Linked DNA regions of Homo sapiens: region 2 is linked to region 1. A link is an interaction called in ENCODE POLR2A ChIA-PET data of the cell type or tissue named here. Cell type or tissue: OCI-LY7. All regions are shown on one strand. Each heading gives the region's core, and the rest is flanking DNA. Links, peaks and the distances in the headings are about the cores only. Region 1 overlaps MYO9A (myosin IXA). Region 2 overlaps MYO9A (myosin IXA).

Region 1 (15,312 bases), core at 7,065-11,064:
AACTATAAGATCATTTCCTCTGAAAACAATTAACTAGAAATCAGTATAAAAAAGATGAGTGGGCATAACAAATGTATTTTTCAAAGATGTCCACACCAGCATATACCCCATCCCACACATACTTTTACAATGTGACTTGACACTTTTCCCTATGCTTCCTCCTCCTCAAACATGAATGGAGCTCTGTAACTCTGGATCACCAGAATGCAGAAACAAGGCTAGGTCATAAATGGCAACATGGCTTCTATCTGGTATGCTCTCTCTCTCAGGAATTCCACTGACCATGCCCTGACAACAGTTAAAGTTTCATGGAAAAACCCACATGGAAGGGAACTAACACAGAAATGCCAAGTTTAACCACTCCTGAATTCCTAACCCACCAAAACTGTAAAGGATAATAAGCCACTAAGTTTTGGGCTTAACTGGTTATGCAACAATAGATAACTAACATACTAAAAATTGTCACTTATTTGGAAATTTTTAAATATACTCCTAAATAATATATGTGACCAATAAATGAAAAATATTTTGAAATAAATAACAAAACTACATTTCAAAACTTGTGAGATGCAATTAAAGCAATACTTCATGGGAAAATGTATAACCCTAAATAAGTATAATAGGAAAAAAAATTAGAGAGCTATCTATTCAGAAGATAAAAAAGAATTGCAAAATAAACCTGAAGAAAGTAGGAAGGAAATAACAGAAGTGATCAGGTGTGTGTGGTGCCACACACCTATAGCCCCAGCTAGCCAGGGGGCTGAGGCAGGAGGGTTACTTGAGCCCAGGAGTTCGAGACCAGCCTGGGCAATATAATGAGACCACACCCCCATCTCAAAAACAAAACAAAACAAAACAAAACAAACTGCTGTGATCATATTTTGGTTAGAAAAGAAATGATAAAAACGAAGAAGTGATAAGTAGAGAGAAAACAAAATAGTAAAGGCCATCAAAGCCAGAAGTTGTATTTAAAAAAAAAAACAACTATAAATTGGCAAACCTCTGGCAAAAATAATTAAGAAATTAAAAAGAAAAAGAGGCCAGACACAGTAGCTCACACCTGTAATTCCAATACTGGGAAGCGGAGGCAGAAAGATCATTTGAGCCCAGAAGTTCGAGATCAACCCTGGCAACACAGCCAAGACCTCATCTCTACAAAAACTCAAAAAGTAGCCAGGTCCAGGCCAGGGGCAGGGCCTCACACCTGTAATCCAGCACTTTGGGAGGCTGAGGCAGACAGATCAACTGAGGCCAGAAGTTCCAGACCAGTCTGGCCTACATGGTGAAACCTCATCTCCACTAAAAAATACAAAAGTCAGCTAGGTGTAGTGGTGCACACCTGTGGTCTCAGCTACTCAGGAGGCTGAGTCACAACAATCGCTTGAACCTGGGAGGCAGAGGTTGGCAATGAGCCGAGATGCTGGGCAATAGAGCAAGACCCTGCCCCAAAAAAAAAAAAAAAAAAAAGAAAAAAAAATTAGCCAGGTCTAGTGACACACACCTGTAGTCCCAGCTACTCAGGATCCTGAGGTGGTAGAATCACTCGAGCCTGGGAGGTCAAGACTGCAGCCAGCCGTGGTCACATCACTGCACTCCAGCCTAGGCAACAGCGAGACCTTGTCTCAAAAAAAGAAAAAAAAACCAAGGCTGGGCGCGGTGGCTCATGCCTGTAATCCCAGAATTTTGGGAGGCTGAGCGGGTGGATCACCTGAAGCCAGGAGTTTGAGACCAACCTGACCAATATGGTGAAACCCTGACTCTACTAAAAACATAAAAATTGGTCGGGCATGGTGGCATGCGCCTGTAGTCCCAGCTACTCAGGAGGCTGAGACAGGAGAACTGCTTGAACCCAGGAGGCTGAGGCTGCAGTGAGCCGAGATCGAGCCACTGCACTCCAGCCCTCCAGCCTGGGTGACAGAGCAAGACTTGGTCTCAAAAAAAAAAAAAAAAAAAAAAAAGCAAAGGATCAGGAATGGAAAAAGGGATAAAAACTAACATCAGAAATAACAGATTAGGGTAATCCCAGCACTCTGGGAGGTGAGGCAGGCGGATCACCTGAGGTCAGGAGTTTGAGACCAGCCTGGGCAGTATAGCAAGACCCCATCTCTAAAAAAATAGAAAAATTAGACAGGTGTGGTGGCTTGCACCTGGAATCCCAACACTTTGGGGTGCCGAGGCGGGCGGATCACCTGACGTCCGGAGTTCAAGACCAGCCTGGCCAACATGGTGAAACCTGTCTCTACAAAAAATAGAAAAATTAGACAGGTGTGGTGGCTCACACCTGGAATCCCAGCACTTTGAGAGGCCGAGGCGTGCAGATCACTCTGAGCTATAACAGATGTGAAGACTCAGTGCTCGGTGGTGCCCAGGCTGGAGTGCAGTGGCGTGGTCTCGGCTCGCTACAACCCCGTCTGGGAAGTGAGGAGCGTCTCTGCCTGGCCACCCATCGTCTGGGATGTGGGGAGCCCCTCTGCCTGGCTGCCCAGTCTGGGAGGTGAGGAGCGTCTCCGACCGGCCGCCATCCCATCTAGGAGGTGAGGAGCGCCTCTTTCCGGCCGCCATCACATCTAGGAAGTGAGGAGCGTCTCTGCCCGGCCGCCCATCATCTGAGATGTGGGGAGCACCTCTGCCCCGCCGCCCCGTCTGGGATGTGAGGAGCACCTCTGCCCCGCCACGACCCCGTCTGGGAGGTGAGGAGCATCTCTGCCCCGCCGCCCCGTCTGAGAAGTGAGGAGACCCTCTGCCCGGCAACCACCCCGTCTGAGAAGTGAGGAGACCCTCCACCCGGCAGCTGCCCCGTCTGAGAAATGAGGAGCCTCTCCGCCCGGCAGCCACCCCGTCTGGGAAGTGAGGAGCGTCTCCGCCCGGCCAGCCGCCCCGTCCGGGAGGGAGGTGGGGGGGGTCAGCCCCCCGCCGGCCAGCCGCCCGGTCCGGGAGGGAGGTGGGGGGGGTCAGCCCCCCGCCCGGCCAGCCGCCGCGTCCCGGAGGGAGGTGGGGGGGTCAGCCCCCCGCCTGGCCAGCCGCCCCGTCCGGGAGGGAGGTAGGCGGGTCAGCCCCCCGCCCGGCCAGCCGCCCCGTCAGGGAGGGAGGTGGGGGGTTCAGCCCCCCGCCAGGCCAGCCGCCCCGTCCGGGAGGGAGGTCGGGGCATCAGCCTCCCGCCCGGCCAGCCGCCCCGTCTGGGAGGTGAGGGGTGCCTCTGCCTGGCCGCCCCTACTGGGAAGTGAGGAGCCCCTCTGCCCGGCCAGCCGCCCCGTCCGGGAGGGAGGTGGGGGGGTCAGCCCCCCGCCCGGCCAGCCGCCCCGTCAGGGAGGGAGGTGGGTTCAGCCCCCCGCCAGGCCAGCCGCCCCGTCCGGGAGGGAGGTCGGGGCGTCAGCCTCCCGCCCGGCCAGCCGCCCCATCTGGGAGGTGAGGGGCGCCTCTGCCTGGCCGCCCCTACTGGGAAGTGAGGAGCCCCTCTGCCAGGCCAGCCGCCCCGTCCGGGAGGGAGGTGGCGGGGTCAGCCCCCCGCCCGGCCAGCCGCCCCGTCCGGGAGGGAGGTGGGGGGGTCAGCCCCCCGCCCGGCCAGCCGCCCCGTCCGGGAGGTGAGGGGCGCCTCTGCCCGGCCGCCCCTACTGGGAAGTGAGGAGCCCCTCTGCCCGGCCAGCCGCCCCATCCAGGAGGGAGGTGGGGGGGTCAGGCCCCGCCCGGCCAGCCGCCCCGTCTGGGAGGGAGGTGGGGGGGGTCAGCCCCCCGCCCGGCCAGCCGCCCCGTCTGGGAGGTGAGGGGCGCCTCTGCCCGGCCGCCCCTACTGGGAAGTGAGGAGCCCCTCTGCCAGGCCAGCCGCCCCGTCCGGGAGGGAGGTGGCGGGGTCAGCCCCCCGCCCGGCCAGCCGCCCCGTCCGGGAGGGAGGTGGGGGGGTCAGCCCCCGACCGGCCAGCGGCCCCGCCCGGGAGGTGAGGGGCGCCTCTGCCCGGCCGCCCCTACTGGGAAGTGAGGAGCCCCTCTGCCCGGCCACCACCCCGTCTGGGAGGTGTGCCCAACAGCTCATTGAGAACGGGCCAGGATGACAATGGCGGCTTTGTGGAATAGAAAGGCGGGAAAGGTGGGGAAAAGATTGAGAAATCGGATGGTTGCCGTGTCTGTGTAGAAAGAAGTAGACATGGGAGACTTTTCATTTTGTTCTGTACTAAGAAAACTTCTGCCTTGGGATCCTGTTGATCTGTGACCTTACCCCCAACCCTGTGCTCTCTGAAACATGTGCTGTGTCCACTCAGGGTTAAACGGATTAAGGGCGGTGCAAGATGTGCTTTGTTAAACAGATGCTTGAAGGCAGCATGCTCGTTAAGAGTCATCACCACTCCCTAATCTCAAGTACCCAGGGACACAAATACTGCGGAAGGCCGCAGGGTCCTCTGCCTAGGAAAACCAGAGACCTTTGTTCACTTGTTTATCTGCTGACCTTCCCTCCACTATTGTCCTATGACCCTGCCAAATCCCCCTCTGTGAGAAACACCCAAGAATTATCAATAAAAAATAAATAAATTTAAAAAAAAAAAAAAAAAGAAATAACAGATTAGGTGGTTCCATGGTGTAATGGTGAGCACTCTGGACTCTGAATCCAGAAATAACAGATATATCAGAAAGCCAATCAATACAATCAACCACATCTCAAAAAAATCCAAGAAAATTCAGTAGTTATACACGTCTCTAATGGAGTCTTGGCAAAAGAAAAACAGAAGCTTCCTTGATTCGATAAAAGGTATCTACAAAGCCTACACCATGCTTAATGAGGAAAGGTTGAACATTTTTCCCTTGAGATGAGAAACAAGACAAAGATGGCCCTATAAAGTCCTATCAACATTATGCTGGAGATCTCAGGCAGCAAAGGAAAGCAGGAAAAAAATAAAAGGTATAAGGATTAGAAACAAGAGACAAAATTGTCATTATTTGCATATGACATAATTATATATATAGGAAATCCAGAAGAATCTACAGATAAATTCAAATTATATATGGTTTTTTTTGTTGTTGTTTCTTTGTTTTTTGAGATGGAATCTCACTCTGTCACCCAGGCTGGAGTGCAGTGGTGCGATCTCTGTTCACTGAACCTCCACTCCCGGGTTCAAGTGATTCTCCTCGGCTGAGGAAGGAGAATCACTTGAGCCTGGCAGGCGGAGGTTGCAGTGAGCCAAGATTGCGCCACTGCACTCCAGCCTGGGTGGCAGAGTAAGACTAAGTCTCAAGAAAAAAAAAAAGCAGCAGCAGAAGCAGAAGCAGCAGCAGAAGCAGCAGCAGCAGAAGGAGAAGCAGAGGCAGCAGCAGAAGCAGCAGCAAGCAGCAGCAGCAGAAGCAGAAGCAGCAGCAAGCAGCAGCAGCAGAAGCAGAAGCAGCAGCAAGCAGAGACAGAAGCAGCAGCAGAAGCAGAAGCAGCAGCAGCAGAAGCAGCAGCAAGCAGCAAGCAGCAGCAGAAGCAGCAGCAGCAGAAGCAGAAGCAGCAGCAGAAGAAGAAGCAGCAGCAGAAGCAGAAGCAGCGCAGAAGCAGAAGCAGTGGCAGCAGAAGCAGCAGAAGCAGTGGAAGCAGAAGCAGCAGAAGCAGTGGAAGCAGAAGCAGCAGAAGCAGTGGAAGCAGAAGCAGCAGAAGCAGTGGAAGCAGAAGAAGCAACAGAAGAAGCAGAAGAAGAAACAGAAGAAGCAGAAGTAACAGAAGAAGCAGCAGCAGAAGCAGAAGAATTTCACAAATACTGAACTAATTTTTTAGATTACATAATATACACATAGTATTATTATATGCACATGAAGTTCAAAAACAAGGAAAACTATATTGTTTAAGGATGTATAGCTAGGACTTAAAATTATGAAGCAAAGCAAAAAACAGTCACAAAGGTCAGGATAATAACTACCTCCACTGAGGGGGGATATGTTGACAAGGATGGTGAGGTTGGAGGGAAGCACTTCTGGCTTGTTGACCTGGGCAATGACAACACTAATATTCACTTTATTATTTCCCTTAAACTGAACATTTTATGCCTTCTCTTGTATACAGATGGTCCACAACTTATGACGGTTCAACTTACAGTTTTTCAACTTTAGCACAGTGCAAAATCGATATGCATTCAGTAGAAACCATACTTCAAATTTTGAATTTTTATCTTTTCCCAGGCTAGCAATATGCAGTATGATACTTTCTCATAATGCTGGGCAGCAGCAGAAAGCAGCAGCTCTCACAAGGGTAAACAACTGATCCTCAATAGTATATACTGTGTTGCCAGATGATTCTGTCCAACTGTAGGCTAATGTGTTCTGAGCGCATTTAAGGAAGGCTAAGCTAAGCTATTATATTTGGTAGGTTAGGTGTAATAAATGCATTTTCGACTTATGGTATTTTCAACTTACAATGGGTTTATCAGGATGTAACCCCACTGTAAGTAAGGAAGCATCAGTATATGAATGAAAAGGAAAAATAACAACTGCATGTAACTAGTATGGTAATTTAATATACGGTAATATAAGTCTGGTACCTAGTGTGCATTTTTTAAAAGCTACCATAATTACAAAATGTTCTGTATCCTCCCCAGTGCCTACACATCAGGAAGTTGGTCATGGTAGATGCTCAAATATTTTGATCAATAAATGAAACAACTTCCATTCTGATTAAACGAAGTAAAAGACAATTTAGATCTGAATGATTCCCTAAACCAACTGTCATTCTACAAGCCCAGAGACTGAATTCTTTATATCCCAACAGACTATTCCCTCTGCCTTTAGCATTTTCCTGATCTCTTTCTCTTCATTCATAGGATACATCTGTTCTGCCCTACTATACTGTAAGAAGCTGTACATTAAATGCTTAGAATCCTATACATAATCTGAGATTTAAGACAAAAAAAGAGAAAGAAGAAAGGTTAAAGTTAAGGGGAAATGGTACATAAGATGTACATAAGAGCAGAATTTTCAGGAAAACCCAGTGAAGATACAATGTATCCTTACATGAAAACATTCAAGACATGGGCTTTTTTTTAGTTCTAATGATTCAAGGAGTCAGGAAACAGTGAAATAAAGCAGGAAACAGTGAAATAAAGCAGGCAAATCATCTACTGTCCCTTCAGACCTAGGTACCATACCAAAATATATCTACTGTTTTTTTCCTAAAATTATCTCAACAACAACAAAACAGAACAAAGATACCTCTGAAAGCTACAAGACTCTTCTGGAAAAAATCAGCTCCTTCTCAGTCACTTGGGAAAAACACTTTTTTCTTTTTCCTTTTTTCTCTTTTAAGAGACAGGGTCTTGCTCTATTGCCCAGGCTGTTGGACTACTACCGTGGCATGATCATTATGGCTCAGTGTAACCTCGAACTCCTGGGCTCAAGTGATCCTCCCATGTCAGCCTTCCCAGTAGCTAGGACCACAGGCACACACCACAATGCTTGGCTAGTTCTTTTGTTTGTTTTGGTAGAGACAGGGTCTCATTATGTTGCCCAAGCTGGTTTCAAACTGCTGGCCTCAAGCAACCTTACTGCCTCAGCCTCCCGAAATGCTGGGAAAGCTTTTTTTTTTTTTTTTTTTTTTTTGAGACAGTTTCCCTCTTGTTGCCCAGGCTGGAGCACAATGGCATGATCTTGGCTCACCGCAACTTCCGCCTCCCAGGTTGAAGCGATTCTCCTGCCTCAGCCTCCCTAGTAGCTGGGATTACAGGCATGTGCCACCACGCCCAGCTAATTTTGTATTTTTAGTAGAGATGGGGTTTCTACATGTTGGTCAGGCTGGTCTTGAACTCTCAACCTCAGGTGATCCACCGGCCTCGGCCTCCCAAAGTGCTGGGATTACAGGCATAAGCCACCATGCCCTGCGGGGAAAGCTTTATTTTTTAATCAATTTATTCAATATGTATTACTTACACATAGTTCAAAAGATTAAACATAAATATCCTTCAGAACCAAACTCACTGAATAAAACTATGGTACATCCGTATAATAGAATATTGTGTCTCCGTAAAAAAGAATGAGAAACATCTTATATACCAATACGAAGTCCTCTCCAGCATACAGTAAGTGGAAAAAAAAGAAAAGGTACAGAACAGAATACATGGTATGCTACCTTTAGCATATGAAAAGAGAATACATATATTTTATTTTTGAAAGAAAAATATTAGGATGATTAATCAAAGACTTACAAAAATGGTTACGTATAGAGGAGTGAGAAAACAGGATGAAAAAGATGGGGATGAAAATGAGATTCCTGGCCAGGCACAATGACTCATGCCTGTAATCTCAGCACTCTGGGAGGCTGAGACAGGAGGACTGCTTGAGGCCAGGAGTTCAAAACCAGCCTGGGCAACATAGCAAGACCCCATCCCTACTAAAATAAAATGTAATTTAAAAAAATAATTAGGAAGGCACAGTGGCACGCACCTATAGTATTAGCTACTCAGAAGGCTAAGGCAGAAGGATGGCTTGAACCCAAGAGTTCAAGGCTGCAGTGATGTATGATTGTGCCACTGCACTTGCTCTATCACTCCAGCCTGGGTGACAGAGCAAGACCTCATCTCTAAAAACATTTAAGAAAATAAAAATCCTTTTTTTATATGGTTTCTCTTTCTGAACTATGTAAGTGCTTTACATATTCAAAGAATAAAATCAAGGGTTTTTTTTTATTTTTTTTTTGAAATAGGGTTTCACTCTGTCACCCAGGTTGGAGTGCAGCAGCGCAATCACAGGTCACTGCAGCCTCAACCTCCTGGGCTCAAGCAAACCTCCCACCTTAGGCTCCCAAAGTGCTGGGATTACAGGCGTGAGCCATAGCACCCAGCCAAATTAAGTCTAAAAACAGGAAAAGCAAATCCTAAAATAAAATAAGTAGACCTAACTGCATATTAAACTGGTAACAATCAAACTGAGAAAATCATTATTTCAAGTGACTTTTGAACATAGTACTACTTACAATAGGTACATTCTTAGTAGGATACAGTCTAAGGACAAAAAGAAATGCAAAGAAATTTTGAGTCTCACTGAGCAGTTTCATTTATTTTTGAAACTATTTTATAAATACTTAGAAAAAACATACATCAATGTTAATAAAAACTATGATTTTCAACGTAAAGGAGATTAAAACAAAAATAATTTAACAAACTAAAAGGAGGAGGAGGAAGAAGAGTAGGGAGAAGAGAAGGAAGAAACCCATAATGTTAAACTTGAGTAAGAATTATCAAGATGATATCATGCTTTTTACTCCCTCCTGTCAAGAGCCTCAATGACAGCCCAATAACAAGGAGCATACTTAGCACCTAAATAGTGGTTTCTAAATACAATCTCGGCAGAGTGTAGTGACTCATGCCTGTAATCCTAGCACTTTGGGAGGCTGAGGCAGGCAGATCACCTGAGGTCAGGAGTCCCAGACCAGCCTGGTCAACATGGTGAAACCCTGTCTCTACTAAAAATACAAAAATTAGCGAAGTATAGTGGCGCGCGCCTGTAATCCCAGCTACTCCAGAGGCTGAGGCAGGAGAATCACTTGAACCCCGGAGGCAGAAGTTGCAGTGAGCCAAAATCGTGCCACTGCACTCCAGCCTGGGCGACAGAGCAAGACTTTGCCCCTCCCCTCCAAAAAATATTTTTTTTAATTAAATAAATATATAAATAAATACAATCCTCCACTGTAAGAAGACAAAGCTTCTTGGAGAAATTGCTGATTCCAAGTCTAAAGCAGGAAAAGTCCATGGTGAGCCAAGATATCGTGTACCCAAAAGTAAGGAATCATTCAAAGACTAATGGGTTCAGGAAAAAATAATTCAGGAACCTGTTTGAAGAAGCTCCCACTGTCCTTATTTGAGACAATTTGAGCATCAAAAAAAAAAAAACGTCTGCAAATGACTATAATACAACAAAAGTCATGAGACCATTAAAAACCTCATTTGCTACTATTGTAGATGACTATTACACAAATCCTCACTCTAAAAATTAAGGAAAAAATTAAGCATTTACTGTTCTCTTTTAATAGGAACTGTTGTTCACTCCCAGTTGATAAAGGTTACAAAGCTCTTATTAACTGAAGAATAACTAATAAATGAAAAAGAATTACAGAATTAGAAAAATCGCCATTTTGCAATCCTTAATTAAATACCTAAGGATCAAAAAAGATGCTAAAATTATTAGAGAAAGAATACTGAGAAATGGAATATTTGTATGGTACCAAAGTATCAGTCCCACAGATTATTGTACATAACAGGAGAAAAAATTTACTTTTAAAATGGAGACATAAGCAAACACCACCTTAAACCTATCGAACTTACATCACTGATAGGAGGACAGCTGACATTATGTGCCTCCCATTAACACACAACATGATATACAACATCACCTACAGAGTGTTCTTGCCAAAACTTTTTAATATGAATCTATTCAATCCTTTACAATATAACTTCCAGTTTACAGGACATACAAGCACCAGAAGAACAAGTTAAACAATCTAAGAAACAATCAGAAAACTCTAGAAAACAGGCCATTCTACAAGATGATTGGTCTCTTCAAAGACATTTCAATGTCACAGGGAAGAGAAATGTGGGAAGGAACTTCCTACATTGAGAGACTAAAAAGAGATAATCAAATGAAATGCAAAAACTAAAAGTGAGTTCTCTTTTGAAAAAAACATTTTTCAGGACAGTTGGGAAAATTCAAATATAAATTCAATATTAAATTAGGGTATTATTTTTCCTAGGTGTTGGTAATAGCACACTGGTGATACGAAAAATATGTATTTCTTAGAAAATATATACGAAGTATTTTGCAGTAAACTTGTCATGACACATACATTTTTTTTTTTTTTTTTGAGACAGAGTTTCACTCTTGTCACCCAGGCTGGAGGGCAATGGTGCAATCTCAGCTCACCACAACCTCCACCTCCCAGGTTGAAGTGATTCTCCTGCCTCAGTCTCCCGAGTAGCTGGGATTATAAGCACCCACCACCACGCCCAGCTAATTTTTGTATTTTTAGTAAAGACAGGGTTTCACCATGTTGGCCAGGCTGGTCTCAAACTCCTGACCTCAGGTGATCCACCTGCCTCGGCTTTCCAAAGTGCTGGGGTTACAGATGTGAGTCACGGCACCCAGCCGCAACTTACTTTCAAAAGGTTCTGCAAAAATATATACAATCACAGCCGGGCGTGGTGGCTCAGGCCTGTAATCCCAGCATTCTGGGAGGCCGAGGCAGCAGGCAGATCATGAGGTCAGGAGGTCGAGACCATCCTGACTAACACCGTGAAACGCCACCTCTACTAAAAATATAAAAAATTAGCCAGGCGTGGTGGCGGGTGCCTGTAGTCCCAGCTACTCGGGAGGCTGAGGCAGGAGAATGGTGTGAACCCAGGAGGTGGAGCATGCAGTGAGCCAAGATCATGCCACTGCACTCCAGCCTGGGTGACAGAGCAAGGCTCTGTCTAAAAAAAAAAAAAAAATACACACACACAATCACACAGGGAACAATAATGCAAATATGGATGGCATAACGCTATCTTTTGAATCTAGTTGATAGACATAATTAGTGTTCTCTTCCAACTTTTCTATTTCTTTAAGATCTTAATTATAAAACAATAGGGGAGGGAAGAAAGAGAACTAAAAGAAAACAGAGTTGCAAAAGCAAAATAAGACAAAAATATTAGTCGGGTGCAGTGGTTCACGCCTGTAATCACAGCATTTTGGGAGGCCAAGGCAGGCGGATCGCTTGAGGTCAGCAGTTTGAGACCAGTCTGGCCAATATGGTGAAACCCTGTCTCTATTAAAAATACAAAAATTAGCTGAGTGTGGTGGCACACACCTGTAATCCCAGCTACTTGGGACGCTGAGGCACAAGAATCAAGAATCACTTGAACCTCGAAAGTGGAGGCTGCAGTGAGCCAAGATCGCACCACTGCACTGTAGCCTGGGCGACAGAGCAAGACTCTGTCTCACAAAAAAATAAATAAATAAATAAGGCAAAAAAAATCTAAAAATCGTTTATAAACATGTCCACACAGTCACCTAAGAACTTTCTCCCTTACATTAAAAAAAAAAAAAAAATCTAGCCAGGCAGCGTAGTGGCACACATCTGTAGTACCAGCTACTCAGGAGGTTGAAGTGGGAGGACTGCTTGAGCCCAGGAGCTTGAGTCCAGCCTGGGCAATACAGTGAGATGCTGTCTCAAGAAAAAAACAAAAAGGAAATTCCAGGCCGGGTGTGGTGGCTCACACCTGTAATCCCAGCACTTTGGGAGGCCGAGGCAGGTAGATTACCTGAGGTCAGCAGTTGAAGACCTTCCTGGCCAACATGGCAAAACCCCATCTCTACTAAAAATACAAAAATTAGCTGGGCACGGTGGCAGGCACCTGTAATCCCAGCTACTTGGGAGGCTGAGGCAGGAGAATCACTTGAACCCGGAAGCCGGAGGTTGCAGTGAGCCGAAATTGCACCACTGCACTCCAGCCTGGGAGACAGAGCAAGACTCCATCTCAAAAAAAAAAAAAAAAAAAAAAAGAAAATTCCAGAGATTACTCAGCCCACTATCATCTGATCAATAAAAATAAACAGATTTCAAACAAATACTTACACACTACAAACAGCAATAGTACTAAAATCTGTCAATTATTTAAGGAATGTTTGTCATTGACAAACAGAACACATTTTGTTATGATAACTCACACTGAATCAAATACATTCTAAAATCCATTAATCTTATATGCTAAGACATCAAGAGAAGCATTTCTTTGCAGTATTTTTTCAAAAATATTTTTTAAATGCCCCAATGCCACAAGAAATATTTTAACTGAAAAAAATCACACTTGAAAGACAACTAGTAGACAGACTGCCCTAATATCTGCTTCTTTTAGCAACAAACTTTGATTAGCCATTTATTCTAAAAGCCACACAGTGAAATTCTTAAAATTCTTGATTTCGGCCGGGCATGGTGGCTCACGCCTGTAATCCCAGCACTTTGGGAGGCCGAAGCGGGCGGATCACAAGGTCAGGAGATCGAGACCATCCTGACTAACATGGTGAAGCCCTGTCTCTACTAAAAATACAAAAAATTAGCCGGGAGTGGTGGCAGGTGCCTGTATTCCCAGCTACTCGGGAGGCTGAGGCAGGAGAATGGCGTGAACCTGGGAGGCAGAGCTTGCAGTGAGCCGAGATTGCACCCCTGCACTCCAGCCTGGGCAACAGAGCGAGACTCCATCTCAAAAAAAAAAAAAAATTATTGATTTCACATTTAAACATAACAAGAAATAGGCTGCGCACAGTGGCTCACACCTATAATCCCAGCATTTTGGGAGGCCAAGGCAGGCAGATCGCTTGAGGTCAGGAGTTCAAGACCAGCTTGGTCAATATGGTGAAATCCTGTCTCTACTAAAAATACAAAATTAGCCGGGCATGGTGGCGTGCACCTGTAGTCCCAGCTACTCGGGAGGCTGAGGCACGAGAATCACTTGAACCCAGGAGGCAGAGGTTGCAGTGAGCCGAGATTGCGCCACTGCACTCCAGCCTGGGTGACAGAGTGAGATTGTCTTAAAAAAAAAAAAAAATTAATAAATAAAACAGGAAATAGACGTATTCAAGAGGGAAAAGGAAGACTTACTGAGTACCTACTATATGCTTGGTGCTTTACATAAAAATTTTTTTAACTCCAATGATAGTCTTATGAGGCAAATATTACCCCCAATTTTTTTTTTTTTTTTGAGGCAGGGTCTCACTCTGTTGCCCAGCCTGGAGTACAATGGCATGATTACAGATCACTGCAGCCTCGACCTCCCAGGTTCAAGTGATCCTCCCACCTCAGCCTCCCAAGTAGCTAGGACCATAGGTGAATGCCACCACACTCAGCTATTTAATAATAATTTTGTCATTTTTGTAGAGACAAGGTCTCCTATGTTGCCCAGGCTGGTCTCAAACTCCTAGGCTCAACTGATCCTCCTACCTCCACCTCTGCCTCCCAATTATCCCCAATTGAGAGATGAAAATTCTGACAAGCTCTCAAACGTTAACTGACTTGCCCATAAATGACAGTTCCAAAGTTATAAGGCTAGAACTTGAATCCAGGTCTGTTAGAAATCTAGGTTTGAGAATCCATATTCTCTCCACTTAATGGATTTAAGATTCACAGATATAAAAGCCTATCTAAGGAAAAAGAATATTTAAAAGAATACAGTTATATATTCAAAGAGCTACACAATCTTACAGTTTAAGAAAAATCAAAACTGAGAAAAAGTATGCTCCAAAATTATTGCTAATTGTAAAAAAAAATAAATAAATAAAAAAAACACACACAATTTTTAGCAAGCCAGCTGTCTATGACAGGACAGCTAGTCCATTCCTCACTGTACATGTAAAATTACACTTCAGTTGCCCGCTGGATGACCCCACTGCCAAAATACGCCAGCAACATAATTCACATTAAAACCCAGAGGCCTAACACTATTTGGAAAGTGCTTTACATGTTTACTATACCTATCCCAAGCATATTTACCACTCATAATTCATAGGCCATTTTCAGCAAATATACTTTGTTCTATCATATTATTTTCTGCCACTCTAAAATCATATTAAATGTATAAAACAAAAACACCTACCTAAATATAACATCTCACAAATAAACCTTAGTAGTATTATGTTATTTTGAACTTGTCTATTGTATGAAACTATGCCATAATTGTTTCTATAACATAAATTAGGTATGTTCTTTCTACAGGATCAAAATTCCAATACCTACACTCCTTGCATGTCTAAAGATACACACAAAATAGGTACAGAAACCTATATGTTAAAGGGTTTCCCATGTAAATTAAATCCTCTATGAGCTGGATTAGTGACTAGAAGAAGGCATGAGGCAGCTTGTAGAGTTCTAGTGATATTCTATATCTTGATGTAGATGTTAGTTACACTGGTATGTTCTTAGTGAAAATTCACTGAGCTATATATTTACCAGCTGTGTACTTTTTGTATATTTTATAATTTATAAAGTCTTATATTTTTAGGCTGGGCACAGTGGCTCAGCCTGTAATCCTAGCACTTTCAAAGGCTGAGGCAGGAGGATGGCTCTAGTCCAGGAGTTTAAGACCAGCCTGGGCAACACAGTGAGACCCTATTTTTTCTGAACTTATATTTTTTAAAATGCTCAATCTAAAAACTTGTTTTACTAAAAAGCACTGATATCATCCCTCTTACCAAAGTAGTCAAACCCTAGTGAAGAAAACAGACAAGTAATTAAGCTATTTCATTAGAGGACTATGATAGAAGTAATTACTATGTGCTACAGGAGCACATAAGAATGGTACCTAACTTAATCTGAAAAGAGGTAAAGGAAATCTTCCT
Region 2 (15,312 bases), core at 4,990-8,989, 55 kb before region 1:
CGACCTGACTCTGCTTTCTCCCCTTATAGGGGGATATACAATGACTACAGTCATCTCTTTCTTTGCATCATTAATGACCCAAAGACATTCTCTTTAAAAAAAAAAAATTACCACTGTCACACTCTTCAATCTTCCACACCACCTTTTTTGCGTTCCCATCTTCCAGGTCCTCTTGGTTACTAAAAATAATGTCTACACTTCTATTTAGTTTTACTTCATCTTCTCACATCTATCAAATATTTTTTAAAGATATGTTTAAGAATAGGAACAGTATTTTTCTTTCTTTTTTTTTAAATTGCTGCTCCTTGTAGAGCAGGGCTACGCTGCAGGCAGTGTGCCCAGAATAGCAAGAACAGTATTTCTATAGCTTCTCAGCCTTTTGGCTAAGATCAAGTACAGTTATGTTTTTATAGTTTAATATCTGAAATGTCTTCTATCCAAAGACAATTTTTTTTTTTTTTGAGATGGATTTTCGCTCTTGTTGCCCAGGCTAGAGTGCAATGGCATGATCTCAGCTCACCACAACCTCTGCCTCCCAGGTTCAAACAATTCTCCTGCCTCAGCCTCCCGAGTAGCTAGGATTACAGGCATGCACCACCACGCCTGGCTAATTTTTTTTGTATTTTTAGTAGAGACAGGTTTCTCCATGTTGGTCAGGCTGGTCTGGAACTCCTGACCTCAGGTGATCCACCCACCTAGGCCTCCCAAAGTGCTGGGATTACAGGCATGAGCCATTGCGCCCAGCCCTAAATGAGTTTTTGGAGCTGGGAGATGGAACAGTATCTTGCTTGATCTACTCCACACATCGACCTGGTATTGCAGTACCTCCAGGAATGGTACACCCCCCCACCTCAAAGGATAAAAATCAAAATTAAAATCAAAAATAAGATTTCTATATATTTACCTCAAGTACTGGTCCAGCTCCAAGAATAATCTGTTCTACTCCACTGGCAAATCCTTTCTGACTGAGAGCAGTAAGGTGGTGAATAAGAAAGTTTGTGCTTTGAGTCTTCCCAGAACCACTCTCTCCTGAAATCACGATGCACTGATTCTTTTTGCGCTGAAGCATGGCATGATAAGCTACATCAGCCACAGCATAAATGTGGGGCTCAAGTTTTCCCAGTTGGTGGTTATCATACATTTTGACATATTTGGGGTTATAAATAGGAAGAAACTTGAATGGGTTAATAACTATTAGAATACTGCCAACATAGGTATAAATTTTTTCATGCTTAAAGCGATTTCGTAGGTTTTCTAAGAGAGTTTTCTCATTCAAATCAGGTAAACTACATAAATCATCAAAGTCTTTCTGTTGAGGCTGTGGAAGAAAACCCCGTTCCATCATCCTGCGACGTTCTTCTGTTACCCGTAGCCATGACTGCAGGCTACCATAATGGATTGATCCATCAAGGTTTTTCTCTCTCAGAAGGAAGCGGTAGTCCTCTCCACTTAAGCGATTTTCCAGAGCCATTCGGGGCCACAGCATCATTCGCTGAACTGGACAATCTGTTGGATTGAGAATCCATTCTTCTCCACCAAATTCCTTTACCTCTGCTAGAACATAACATTTTGTTTTGTCAAGATGAAGTTTGTTTATAAGAGACTCAATCACCTCAGCAGCTGTGGAGTTTTTTCTGGCAGGAATCGGACAGTAGATTGTCCCTTCTGAAATAGCCCCAGGATATATCCGTAATGTATGTTCATTATCTTCAAAGCGTCGTCTTCCTCCATCATTTATATTCATATTGGATCCTGTCCCATCAGCATGGATAGTATATGTTCAAAGTCGTGCAAACCATTTTCTTGGTAAAATAACTGTAACATAAAAGATGCAAAATATTTAGAAGTAAATACACATTGCTTTCTGATGCTCAAGAAAGAAAAGCTTAACAAGCATGTTGATTACATCTTCTAAAACACAAAATACTAACTCTTGTCTTAGCACAGCAACAGTTTCATTGAGACCACATAATATTAAGTTTCACTGTCCAAATCTAGGCACTTTCTAAAATAGTAACTTGCCAAAAAAAACATATATTTCAATGTTTTATTATACAAAAATCCAAAGAGTACAAAGAAAAATTATTTTTCCCCTGCTGTCTCAAATGTTTGTAAGGAACTTGGGATTAGAACCAAGTTCTTTCCTTATACTTAACAAAGACTGGATTAAGACAGAATAACCATGCAAATCTAATTGCCCTGTACCCAAAATTTCTTAAGGATAAAGCAAAAACAAGAAAGCATCCCAACAATGGAGCAAAAATTTTGTAAAATTTGTTAAAAACAGCAAGAAGATAGATAAACATAGAAATTACATAAAACCAAGAAAATGATGAGAGAAACCAACTAAGGAGATAGACATATATTTTCAAGGAATTCTAGGCTCTGACTCACTCCCTCCCACAAGGTGGGAAGGAGAAGGGAGTTTGGCAAGAGTGACAAAAGAATCCTGCCCCTGACTTGCTAGGCAAATTTAACACAATTATACAACTAGGCACCACTACAAATTTTATTCAGCTTCCCTTTTTCCTTCAATGCTACCATTATATCTTTTTACCTAACCTTATTTATTGCATTCCTTACAAGTATTCTGCATTTTCTTCCCATCTTCTCGAACCTCGTATACAGTATATTACACTTCTAGAAGAATGATTTCAACTTTTATACCTCACTGAGAAAATAGTGATTTCCTTCAAATGGCTTCTCCAACTCAAAATTTATTCCTATCTTTACCTCATCTATCTTATTCCATTCCTGTCTTCTACTGAGAAAATATGCCCCACACACTTTCCAGGGCTGATAAAACCTGTTTCTTATCTTCATTAGTTAGTTATATGCCCCCAAAAAACTACTCTCATGTGTCATCAATATTTACCTTATTTATTTCATCCTTTAACATATAAGGATGATGTGCTATTAAAAAAATAATAAGAAGAAATACTTTCAGTTACTTCCTTTTTTTTTTTTTTTTTTTTTGAGACAGGGTCTTGTTCTGTCACCCAGGCTAGAGTACAGCGGCATGATCTTGGCTCACTGCACCCTCCATCACCCGGGCTCAGGTGATCCTCTCACCTCAACCTGGCTGGGACTACAGGTGTGCGCCACCTTGCCTGGCTAATTTTTGTATTTTTAGTAGAGATGGGGTTTCACCATGTTGCCCAGGGTACTATCTATCCTCTCATACTACTACATATTTGTCAAAGTCTTCTAATCAAGAAACTATTTTTTCCTGTTTGCCTAGATGGTCTTTCAAACACAGAGATTAATACAAAACATATAAAAAAAACCCAGCCATATAGGCCAGGAGTGGTGGCTCATATCTGTAATCTCAACACTTTGGGAAGCCAAGGCGGGCGGATCACCTGAGGTCAGGAGTTCGAGATCAGCCTGGCCAACATGGTGAAACCCTGTCTGTACTAAAAATACAAAATTAGCCAGGCATGGTGGCACGTCCCTGTAATCCCAGCTACTCAGGGGCCTGAGGCAGGAGAATCACTTGAACCCGGGAGGCAGAGGTTACAGTGAGCTGAGGTCGCACCCCTACACTCCAGCCTGGGTGACAGAATGAGACTGTCTCAAAAAAAAAAAAAATTAAAAAAGAAATAAACTAGTGAGGAAAGGACAAACTATTCACTGTGGTACTGGTTCAATTGCTAATCTGAGTTGGAGTGAAGAAAATTAACAGTCCTATCTCATAGCATACTGAAAATAGATTCCATCTATGGATCTGTACCTATCAATCTGTTCTGGGCTCTATAGTCTGTTCCATAGGTCTATTTTTCCACCCCTGAACCTCTGTTAATTACTACAGTCCTATAATAAATTTTGGTATCTGAAGGGCACATTACCTTAATGTGTTGTTCTTTACAAATTTTACCTTGGCTATTTACACTACCATAAAAATGTTTAAGTTTGCATGTTTACTATCGTGAAAAAAAACCTTTTCAGATTTTAATACTGCATTGACTTTACAGATTAATATTGGACAGAACTGACATCTAATTGACTCTTCTCATTCATGAACACCATGCTGTTGGCTTTTAAAAATTACAACTATATTTTTCACTTCTAAAGTTTTTGTCATTTTCAAATCCACCTCATCTTTTTTCCGCCGATTTACATTTCAAAATTATTTATACTTAAGGGCTATTACTCCTTTTCTTTTTGAAAACCCTCAGTATGTAATTTAATATTTTTCAGACTAACACTGAAATGTCATCCAGACGGAACTGCTCTTATGGTTATTTCATATCTTCCTTAGCATGAGATGAGTTCATATATTTGAGAATTTAGCTTTACAAGTGCACTTTTGATGGAACTTCTTTTGTTTTTCATACAAACACTTACTGAGAACATGTTTACTACTTTTTTAAGAGAACTACAGTATCATAAATATATTTTTAAAAATTAAAAATTTTGGTATTAAATGATCAATTGATATTCAAATTTCCAAATTTCCTCAGTTATCTCATAAATATTTTTCTTACAGATAGTCTAGCTGGAGATTCTGCTCTGCAATAACAGTGAGGATATACTCTGAGTTACCAGGTTCCTAGTTGTATAGCTATGTTTGCTTTCCTGAATCCCTAAGTGTTTGCTTCATATACGCTATGGCATCTGGCAGCAGTCAGCAGCAAATCTTCTTACAGCCAGGGAGGCTGTGACCTGTACCACTCCAGGAGATGTACTAAGTTAAGGGGTCCCCAACCTCTGGGCCATGGACCAGTGCCAGTCCATGGCCTGTCAGAAACTGGGCCGCACAGCAGAAGATGAGCAGCAGGCAAGTAAGCATTACTGCCTGGGCTCTGCCTCCTGTCAGATCGTCAGCAGCATGAGATTGTCATAGAAGCATTAAGCACTATTGTGAACTGCATATGCAAGGGATCTAAACTGCATGCTCCTTATGAGAATCTAACTAATGCCAGAGAATCTAACTAATCATCTAATACCTGATGATCTGAGGCAGAATAGTTTCATCCCAAAACCATCCCCTACTACCCCATCTGTGGAAAAATTTTCATCTATGAAACCAGTCCCTGGTGCCAAAAAGGTTAAAGACCACTGTACTAAGTAACTACAATCTAATCCCTAAAGTTGTATAATATGGCAGCCCTGGAAGTAAACTTAGAAACATCTTTTTTAACAGGAGTCCTATCTTGGACCACTGTTTCCAACAATAAGCCCAACTCTAATTACACTTCCCCATTACTTCAAAGCAGCCAAAATCACACCTGCTCCTTCCTGAAACAGAAGTGTTTACCTTTTTTGAGTCCTAGTTTTGTCAGTTTGGTTTTATCTTTGTTATTTTATCAATTACTGCTTTGTGGGTTTTTTTGTTTTGTTTTTTTTTTTACAAAAAGGAGGGTTTGTCTCAAAATACCACTCAGAAATCCATCTTGATCACAAGCCAGTCCTTACTAAACAGCTTGGAAAATCTGTACTTGCAAATCCGAGACATGAGCTTTCATCAAAATCATCTGGGGAGCTTTTTCAAAACGTACATTACCAGCCGGGTGCGGTGGCTCACACCTGTAATCCCAGCACTTTGGGAGGCCGAGGCGGATAGATCACGAGGTCAGGAGATCAGGACCATCCTGGCTAACATGGTGAAACCCCATCTCTACTGAAAATACAAAAATTAGCCAGGCATGGTGGTGGGCACCTGCAGCCCCAGCTACTCCGGAGGCTGAGGCAGGAGAATGGCGTGGACCCTGGAGGCAGAGCTTGCAGTGAGCCAAGATCATGCCACTGCACTCCAGCCTGGGTGACAGAGCAAGACTCCGTCTCTAAATAAATAAATAAATAAATAAACAAACAAACAAACAAAATTTTTTTTTAAATGTACATTACCAGGCTCAACAATAGTTATGAGTTGAGGAAATGCAGGTAATTCTGTTATTGCTGGTCCAGAAAATAGTATTTGAAAATCACCATATTCCCAAATATTTGGGAACTCACTTTCTACTCCCTTACCACTCTTCCCACATAGCAAGCTACTTGACAATGCTCCGGAGAAGTCACAAAATTCCACAGAGTTGGTAATCCAAAGGTCTTTCCTCATTCTTCATTTTAACACACCACACTATGGCATGACTAAAGCAGCCAATTTCTAGTTCTTGAAAGTGTACTCACATAGTTATTTTTCTTGTAGTCTTCCTGATAGTCTTGCTCTTTTTCTGACTCACTCCTACAGCTCCTTTTCCATTAACTCACTTTATTTTGTTGTTGTTTTGTTTTGTTTTTGTATTTGTTTTTGTTTTATAGAGCCAGGGTCTGTCTCTGTCATGCAGGCTGGAGTACAATGGCACAATCATGGCTCACTGCAGCCTCAACCTTCTGGACTCAAGTGATCCTCCTGCCTCAGTCTCCCGAGTAGCTGGGACTGTAAGTGCATGCCACCGATGGCAGCAGCGGCCCATCTATAGCGGCCACTGCCATGATACCAGCTGCAGTGGGGGAGGTGCAGCCAGGACTGCGTGCTCCATGGAGGCAGCAGAAGCCAGGAACAGGTGGGAACCCTGCCACCTTCTGAGTTGACAGGGCAGGAGTTTCGTGCTCCCTAGGTGCAGCTGCGGCCACCTGCCCAGGTGGGCTGCAGACCCAGGCATCACTGTGCTCTTGGGGGATGGGAGCAGGCAGGAGCCCCACCCTCCCAGGCACAGCTGCAGCCGCCCAAGCTGCAGCTGCAGACCCAGGCATGTCTGCACTCTCAGAGGCCCAGGAAGGCCCCCCGCCCAGTCCCTGCAGGCTCAGAGGTGTTTGCTCCCACTGCCTGGCCTCTCCTCACTCCCAGCACCCACTCCAATCTCAGAGAAAGGTTGGGTCCGAGACTGGGCACTGTCACAGCCTGGCCAAGTGTGCACACGCTCCAGATAGCACTGATACACCAGCCCCCTGCCACCTTGGCCCCCTCTAAACTTTGGGTGCCTACAAACACTAGAGGGAGGCTGAGGGGGTACTGAGGGCAGCTCAGTACCTGTAGGCACCCCCTGTCACAAACAGCCTGGGCACCATGAACAGCAGGAGGAGGCAGGCAGGCTCCTGGGCAAAAGGAGGCAGGTCCCTGGTGAAACCCCACCTTCAAGCCAGGGAAGGCCTGAAGCCTGGGGACCAGGCTTTCCATTGGCACCCGATGACCAGAGTGGGAACTTGTGGTGCTTTCTCCAGGCTCACCCATGGTTGTCAATGAACCAATCAGTACACACACCCTCCCTGCTGAGACCTATAAAAGCCTGAACTCAGCCAGACTTGGGGAGACAACCACCTGCCAGTTGCAGAGAAAAGGTGCCCACCCCAGGGTCTCCTCTCTGCCGGGAGTTGAGAAGATGATGGGACAACCAGCTGCAGGGAGAAGCTACCCACCCCAGGGTCTCCTCTGCTGAAAGCTGAAGAGATATCCAACTACCAGCTGCAGTGAGGAGCTACCCACTCCACGGTCTCCACTCTGCTGACAGCTGAACACTCATCAGGACACCCGAACACTCATCAGGACACCCTGGCTGCAGAGAGGAGCTACCCACTGCGAGTCTCCTCTGAGCTATTCTATCACTCGATAAAGCTCCCCTTCACCTTGCTCACCTTCCACTTGTCCGTGTACCTCGTTCTTCCTGGGTACAGAACAAGAACTCAGGACCTGCCGAATGGCAGGACTAAAAGAGCTATAACACAAACAGGGCTGAAATACGCCCCTTGTTCGTCCCATTGTAGGCAACAGAAGGAGAGAAGAGAGAAGGAGAAAAGAGCTAAGGCCCTTCATGGAGTCCAGACCTGGGGGCTCCCCAAGCCAGGGCTCTGACACCCTCTTTGGGGCTCTACGGTTCCTGGCATCTTCAAGCTTCCGAGCACCACTGCATTCCCCAGTGCCAGCCATGGAAGCTGCTTGAGGTATGCCTGATCCACAGCCTTGCAAGGAAGCCAGCGCCTATGCCAGCACCCGGAGCTGCCTGCCCCGCTGCAGCCAGCATGCTCGGTTGTGTAGAGTGGCCAAACTCCTCACTCACTCACACACCCTCCTTTGGTAGGTGTGGGATCCAGGCTGGTAGTGCAAGCCAAACACAGCCTGCCATTCAGAGTGATCAGAATAAGCCCAGCAGGCCCAAGAAAAACTCAGGCAGAGGCGCCAGTGGCCACAGACGTTTCCAGCCTGAAAAGTATCACCCCAAGAAGTATCACCCCATAGCAAGATGGAATGCTGCCCAGGCCGGTCCACAAAGCCAAAAACTTTTACTATATGCTCCTTTACAGGAAAATTCTGCTGACGGTTGTTCTAGGGTAGCCACTAAAAAAGACTTTTTTTTAGGCTGGGCCTGGTGGCTCACGCCTATAATCCCAGCACTTTGGGAGGCCAAGGCAGGCGGATCACTTAAGGTCAGGAGATCGAGACCAGCCTGGCCAACATGGTGAAACCCTGTCCCTATTAAAAGTACAAAAAAAAAAATTAGCCAAGCAGGGTGCTGCGTGCCTGTAATCCCAGCTACTCAGGACACTGAGGCAGGAGAATCGCTTGAACTCAGGAGGCGCAGGTTGCAGTAAGCCAAGATCACACCACTGCACTCCAGCCTGGGCAACTGAGTGAGACTCCGTCTCAAAGAAAAAAAAAAAGGTTTTTTAAGTGTAACTTTCCATGTGGCACATATACACCACGGAATACTATGCAGCCATAAAAAAGAATGAGATAATGTCCTTTATAGCAATATGGATGGAGCTGGAGGCCATTATCCTAAGCAAACTAACGCAAGAACAGAAAACCAAACACCACACTTATAAATGGAAGCTAAAAACTGAGTAGACATGAACACAAAGAAGGGAGCAATAGACACAAGAGCCTACTTGAGGGTGAAGGGTGGAAGGAAGGCGAGGATCGAAAAACTACCTATCGGGTACTGCTGTGCTTATTACCTGGGTAACAAAATAATCTGTACACCAAACCCCTGAAACACACAATTTATCTAAAGAACCAACCTGTACATGTACTCCTGAAACTAAAAGTTAAAAATAATTATGTATAACTTTTCAACTAGTAGAGTGAAAAAACAGAATAATGAGTTCAAAAGAAAGCAAGAAAGGAGAAGAGAAAAAAGTCAGAATAGGTAGATCAAATAGAAAACAAATAGTAAAGTTTTAAAGCTAAATACAACAGTAATTATATTATATTACATGTAAATGCTCCAGTTAAAAGACAAAGATGGTCAAAGTTTTAAAATTCAACTATCTGCTGTTTTCAGTAGACACACATCTATAACATAAGGATACAGAATCAGAAAGTATTTTTTTAAAAGGAGAAGAAATACCATGCAAACACTAGCCAAAAGAAAGCTGGTATAATCAAAATAACATCAAGCAAAACAGGAAAATAAAATTGAATTAAACATCTCTTAAGGGTTTTTTTTAGCCCTTCCATACTATTATTTTAGGCTTAGGCCTGAGAGAAAGGTCTCTGGATATCACTGGTATTCTTGAAAAGAAGTACAAAACAGAAAAAGATTACAAGAAGTTAAGGAGGAAGCCACAGAGTGGCAAGTAAGTAGCTAGCAGATGTTGATCGAATCTGCTACAAAGAAAGCAGGAGTAGGGCCAGGCGCAGTGGTTCACATCTGTAATCCCAGCACTCTGGGGGGCCGAGGCGGGCGAATCACAAGGTCAGGAGTTCGAGGCCAGCCTGGCCAAGATGGTGAAACCCCACCTCTACTAAAAATACAAAAATTAGCCAGGCATGGTGGTGTCCGCCTGTAGTACCAGCTGCTTGGGAGGCTGAAGCAGGAGAATCACTTGAACCCAGGAGGCAGACGTTGAAGTGAGTAAAGTGAGTAGAGATCGTGCCACTGCACTCCAGCCTGGAGACACAGCGAGACTCTGTCTCAAAAAAAAAAAAAAAAAAAAAAAAAGCAGGAGTATTGTGAGTGAAATGTTTATTAGTTAGGGGGCTTGGGAACACAACTGTATGATTATAAATAAGATCAAGCAAGGAAGCAGAAACTAAAAACTGAAGAAAAAGAAGGTCTAACTGGTAAGCCAAAGTTCCTTGGTAAGCAAGACTAAATGAGATTAAGGTCAAAGGTGGACAGATGTCTCTCAGAAAGGAAAAAAAAAGGACACTTTTACTGAAAGAATTAAAAAAAAAAAAGATGGGCAGAGAAACAGAATTTGAGATAAGATGTGACGAGACTGTATATCAGCTAATCATTACTAGAAAGAATATAAAAGCCCAAGTTTTACCTATAGCAGATCAACGTCAAGTAAAAGCAAAAGTGGGTGCTGAAAGAAAACATATTTTGTACCATTTCAGTTGAAGAAAATGTAATGGAAGAAATAAATTATCAGGCTGGGCACAGTGGTGCGTGCCCATAGTCATAGCTATTTGAAAGGCTGAGGTGGGAGGACTGCTTGAGCACAGGAGTTCAAGACCAGCCCGGGCAATATACCAAGACCCCATCTCTAAATAAATAAAATGTTAATAGTTGGCAGGCCACATGTAGAATGAAAACCTCTCACCTTATACAAAAATCAACTCAAAATGGATCAAGGACTTAAATCTAAGACCTGAATAAAAATTCTACAAGATAATGTCAGAAAAACCCTCCCAGGCCTTGGCTTAGGCAAAGACTTTATGACCAAGAACCCAAAAGCAAATGCAACAAAAACAAAGATGAATAAATGGGACTTAATTAAAGAGCCTTTGCACAGAAAAAGAAAAAATCAGCAAAAAGACAACCCACAGAGTGTAAGAAAATCTTCACAATGTGTATATCCAATAAAGGACTAATATCCAGAATCTACAAGGAACTCAAACAAATTAGCAAGAAAAAAACAAACAATCCCATCAAAAAGTAGGCTAAGGACATGAATAGACATCTCAAAAGAAGATACACAAAAGGTCAACAAACATGAAAAAATGCTCAACAGCATTAATGATGAGGGAAATGCAAAACAAAATAACAATGTGATACCACCTTACTCCTGCAAGAATGGCCATAAAAAAAATCAAAAAAATAATAGATGCTGGCAGGGATGTGGTGAAAAGAGAACACACTTTGACACTGATGGTAGGAATGTAAAATACATTCACTATATGTAAAATACAACCACTATAAAAAACAGCATGGAGATTCCTTAAAGAACTAAAAGTAGGGCAGGTGCGGTGGCTCACGCCTATAATCCCAGCACTTTAGGAGGCCAAGGCAGGTGGATCACCTGAGGTCAGGAGTTCGAGACCACCCTGACCAACATGGCGAAACCCCATCCCTAATAAAAATGTAAAAATTAGCTGGGCATGGTGGCACGGGCCTGTAGCCCCAACTACTCAGGAGGCTGAGGCACAAGAATCACTTGAACCCGGGAGGCAAAGGTTGTAGTGAGCCCAAATTATGCCACTGTGCTCCAACCTGCACAACAGGGTATCACCCAGTTGCCACTACTGAGTACCTACCCAGAGAAAAAGAAGTCATTTATACAAAAAAAGATACTCCCACAGGCATGTTTATAGCAGCACAATTCACAACTGCAAAAATATAGAACCAGCCCAAATGCCCATCAATCAATGAGTGGATAAAGAAATTGTGGTCAATATACACCATGGAATACTACTCAGCCATAAAAAGGAACAAAATAATGGCATTCACAGTGACCTGGATGGAACTGGAGACCATTAATCTAAGTGAAGTAACTCAGGAATGCAAAACCAAACATCGTATGTTCTCGCTCATAAGCAGGAGCTAAGCTATGAGGATTCAAAGGTGTAAGAATGACACAGTGAACTTTGGGGACTTGGGGGAAAAGGTGGGAGGTGGGTGAGGGATAACAAATTGGGTATAGTGTATACTGCTCAGGCGATGGGTGCACCAAAATCTCAGAAATCACCACTAAAGAACTTACTCAGCTGGGCGCAGTGGCTCACGCCTGTTAATCCCAGTACTTTGGGAGGTCGAGGCAGGCAGATCACCTGAGGTCAGGAGTTCAAGACCAGCCTGGCCAACATGGCAAAACTCCGTCTCTACTAAAAATACAAAAATGGCTGGGCACAGTGGCTCACACCTGTAATCCCTGCACTTTGGGAGGCTGAGGCGGGCGGATCACCTGAGGTCAGAAGTTCAAGACCAGCCTAGCCAACATGGTGAAACGCTGTCTTTACTAAAAGTACAAAAATTAGCCAGGCATGGTGGGTGCCTATAATCCCAGCTACTCAGGAGGCCGAGGCAGGAGAATTGCTTGAACCTGGGAGGCGGAGGTTGCAGTGAGCCGAGATTGCACCACCGTACTCCAGCCTGGGTGACAAGAGCAAGACTCTGTCTCAGGAAAAAAAAAAAATTAGCCAGGTGTGGTGGCACATGCCTGTAATCTCAGCTATTTGGGAGGCTGAGGCAGAATCGCTTGAACCCGGGAGGCGGAGGTTGCAGTGAGCAGAGATCACACCACTGAACTCCAGCCTTGACGAGAGAGCAAGACTCCATCTCAAAAATAAAAATTAAAAATAAAAAAAACTTACTCATGCAACCAAGCATCACTTGTTCCCCAAAAAACTATGAAAATAAAAAATAAAACATAACGTGAATTATTGTATGACACACTAGTATATGTGTATCAGCTTAGCCTGACCAGTAAGTACTCTGTACCTTCTTCAAAATTACTGTTTTCCTTTGAAAAACTATTTCTCCTCCTTGTCATTCCATCTTTGTCATCGAACATAGTTTGAATGAACTGACCTCATTCCCCAGATAAGGGAGAAGAGAGACATTTGCTGTGACCCAGGCCCAGTCAATCAATTTATTTCATTACTCTTAGCCACAGTGGCTGACTACTGAGATTCTGTACTGGAATTTTTGCTGCAACTGTCGGAAAAGAAGCTTTCTTCCCACACCAGGGCCGCTAAGCTAGAAAGATCTAAACCTACAGCTGCTGGCAGCCATATTCCCTGAATGCATAAAAGAAGGCTCTGCAATAAAAGAAAATGAAACTAACACACACAGCAAAATCTTATCAACATATTTGAGCCACTGAATCCAGTTGTGCCTCAAATAAGCTAGACCACTGAAATTCCTTGTTAAGTGTGCCAATCAATTCCCTTTTATTCCCTGAGCCACTCTGAGGTAGGTTTCTGTTCTCTACAATCAAAAGAACCCATTATAATGGGTAGTATTTCAGTGCAATACCCTTTGAGGATACAGGTCGCCCTTGTTATCCAAATTCCTGATTTCAAAAAATCTCACAACCTAAACTCAAGAACCAAATACGTTTGAGTAAACTTCTGGAATTTCCTTCATTATCTTGTTATTTGCTATGCAAACTTTAGGAAACAAACAGATTCAAATAAGGCAGTACCCCCTGACATTCAAATTCACTATCCAAACTGAAGAATTAAGCAAACATGAATAGTGGGAGATAGCTGTAAAGTCAACCATGCAGAAATATGGAAAAGAATTTATAACGTAAAATTTTTAAATCTAGAAAATTGCACATAAAGGTATACATATATTTTAAAATGGGTTAAAACACTGGGCTTTTGGGAAATCTTCACATTTTCCATCTATAGTTATAATCAAAAATAAGTTTGATATACATTACCTAATTTGAGTTGAACAGCAATTCTTAGACAAAAATAAACTATTACCTTTCAAATCAGAAAATCAAGACCTAAAGAGCAAAAAAAACTATGAAAATATACGATAAAGATGACATTTCAAGTCAGCAGAGAAAAAACGATTACTAAATAAATGATGTGGGGATAGCTGACCATAAGAATAAAACAATACACGTAAAGAACTAAGCACATTACTGGCATTTATATAGCAATCAGACAATGCTGTATCTTTTATATAGAAAATTATTTAATATTCTTTTTATTCTCTATCTCAATGTAGACACTTCAAAAGTATATGCTAACAGTATATGCTAACGAGGTAAGAAAGTTGCTGTGGTTTAGCAGGGTGTGGTTCAGAATAGGCCAGCTTATGATGTTATTCACTGGACTGAGTTAGAAGGGACTAATTACAGAGGAAAACTGTGGTGAAGAAAGAAAACAGGGAATAAAGAGTTTCCTTTAAACTAGAAGTTCAGTTAAAGAAATTAAAAAGTACCTAAGGATTTTTAATGCAGTGTTCTGTGCAGTGTTCTGCAGTGTGTTATTAAAATTTACTTTTCAAAATATATACATTAATTTTGTTTTTGCTTTTTTATCAAAAACTTTGATTCTGCTTTAGAAGTTTTACATAAATTAAAATCTTTATCAAATGTTAATATGAAGGGAGGCACAGGATGCAACATATATAGTCAAGTTACCTCTCTGTATATTTAGAAATTACTTTCTCCTCCAAGGTATTTGCAACAGAAAGCTCTGTCTGTCCTGCTTAATAATCAGTAGTACAGGTTGGAATCAAAGTTCCTCTTGGGGAAATGGCAAGTCTTTAGGACAGGCGAGACCCTGTATGAATAGTACCAAAGCATTACTGCATGGTAGAGAACACACTCAATTAAAAATGTTAAGCTATCTGAAAAATAAAATGTGCAAGTCTTCAGGATGGCACAAAACAAAGGTTAATGCTTCTTGGGGCACATTTCTTAGAGGGCTTGCTGAGTGTGTAAATATAATCGACTTTTGTTTGTGTTACATGACTTCTGTGACTTCACTGAAAATCTGCACAATTCAGTTTCAGCTCTGGATTACTTCAGTTGACCTTTGTGAAGGTTTTTATCTGTGTAGAATGGGTGTTTGACTTGTTTTAGCCTATTACGTTTTTATTTTCTTTCACTCTGTATTAAAAGTAAAACTTACTAAAAGAAAAGAGGTTTGTGTTCACATTAAATGGTTTTGGATTGGCTTTTTTTAGTGAGGCTTTCTGAACATTGAGATATCCTGAACTTAGAGCTCTTCAATCCTAAGATTTTCATGAAAAGCCTCTCACTTGAACCCAAACCAGAGTACTCTTACTGCCTCTTTTCTAAATGTTCAGGAAAAGCATCGTCAGTTCAGTCTTTTCAGAATGAGGGAGAAACATTTGCCTGCCTTGTAATAACAAGACTCAGCGCTTATTTTTTTAAACTGCATTTTAAAAATTGGATAGTATAATAACAATAAGGAGTAAGCCACCTTTTATAGGCACCCTGTAGTTTTATAGTTCTTAATCCAAACATTTTATATTTCCTTCTTTTGGAAAAAACCTACATGCTACAAGCCACCATATGCACAGACTATACAGTGAGTTGAGTTGCCTCTCCCACAGTCTTTGAGGCGAATTACAAAAGTCCAGCCATTATCATCTTCCTGAGTTATTATTTTGAACTGATTTTTTTGTACATTTTGGCTGCAGTATTGGTGGTAGA

The links. ChIA-PET counts read pairs that join two places held together with the same protein. Peaks named below come from ENCODE experiments on the same cell type or tissue, not always from the same donor. Only the 100,000 strongest peaks of a DNase experiment are listed, where the experiment ranks them.
Region 2: POLR2A ChIA-PET joins it to region 1 with 5 read pairs; 7 of 35 experiments call an interaction of 5 or more read pairs at or near these places.

Annotation. Positions count from the first base shown.
Region 1 is chr15:72,097,976-72,113,287 of GRCh38, forward strand. The region is part of intron 1 of MYO9A (myosin IXA); the gene reads right to left. Among named protein-coding and RNA genes, the nearest start is that of MYO9A, 13 kb to the right of the region's middle. RefSeq lists an enhancer at 4,093-4,603. In OCI-LY7, for the core only: no CTCF peak of the experiment used is centred there; no DNase peak of the experiment used is centred there; H3K27ac peaks cover 209 bases.
Region 2 is chr15:72,044,820-72,060,131 of GRCh38, forward strand. MYO9A (myosin IXA) reads right to left here. Exons shown (of 42, transcript NM_006901.4): 2 at 905-1,815. The coding sequence starts at 1,744. It also overlaps the pseudogene RNU2-65P. Among named protein-coding and RNA genes, the nearest start is that of MYO9A-AS1, 59 kb to the left of the region's middle. In OCI-LY7, for the core only: no CTCF peak of the experiment used is centred there; DNase peaks (open chromatin) are centred at 5,232 and 6,632; H3K4me3 peaks cover 549 bases; H3K27ac peaks cover 1,387 bases.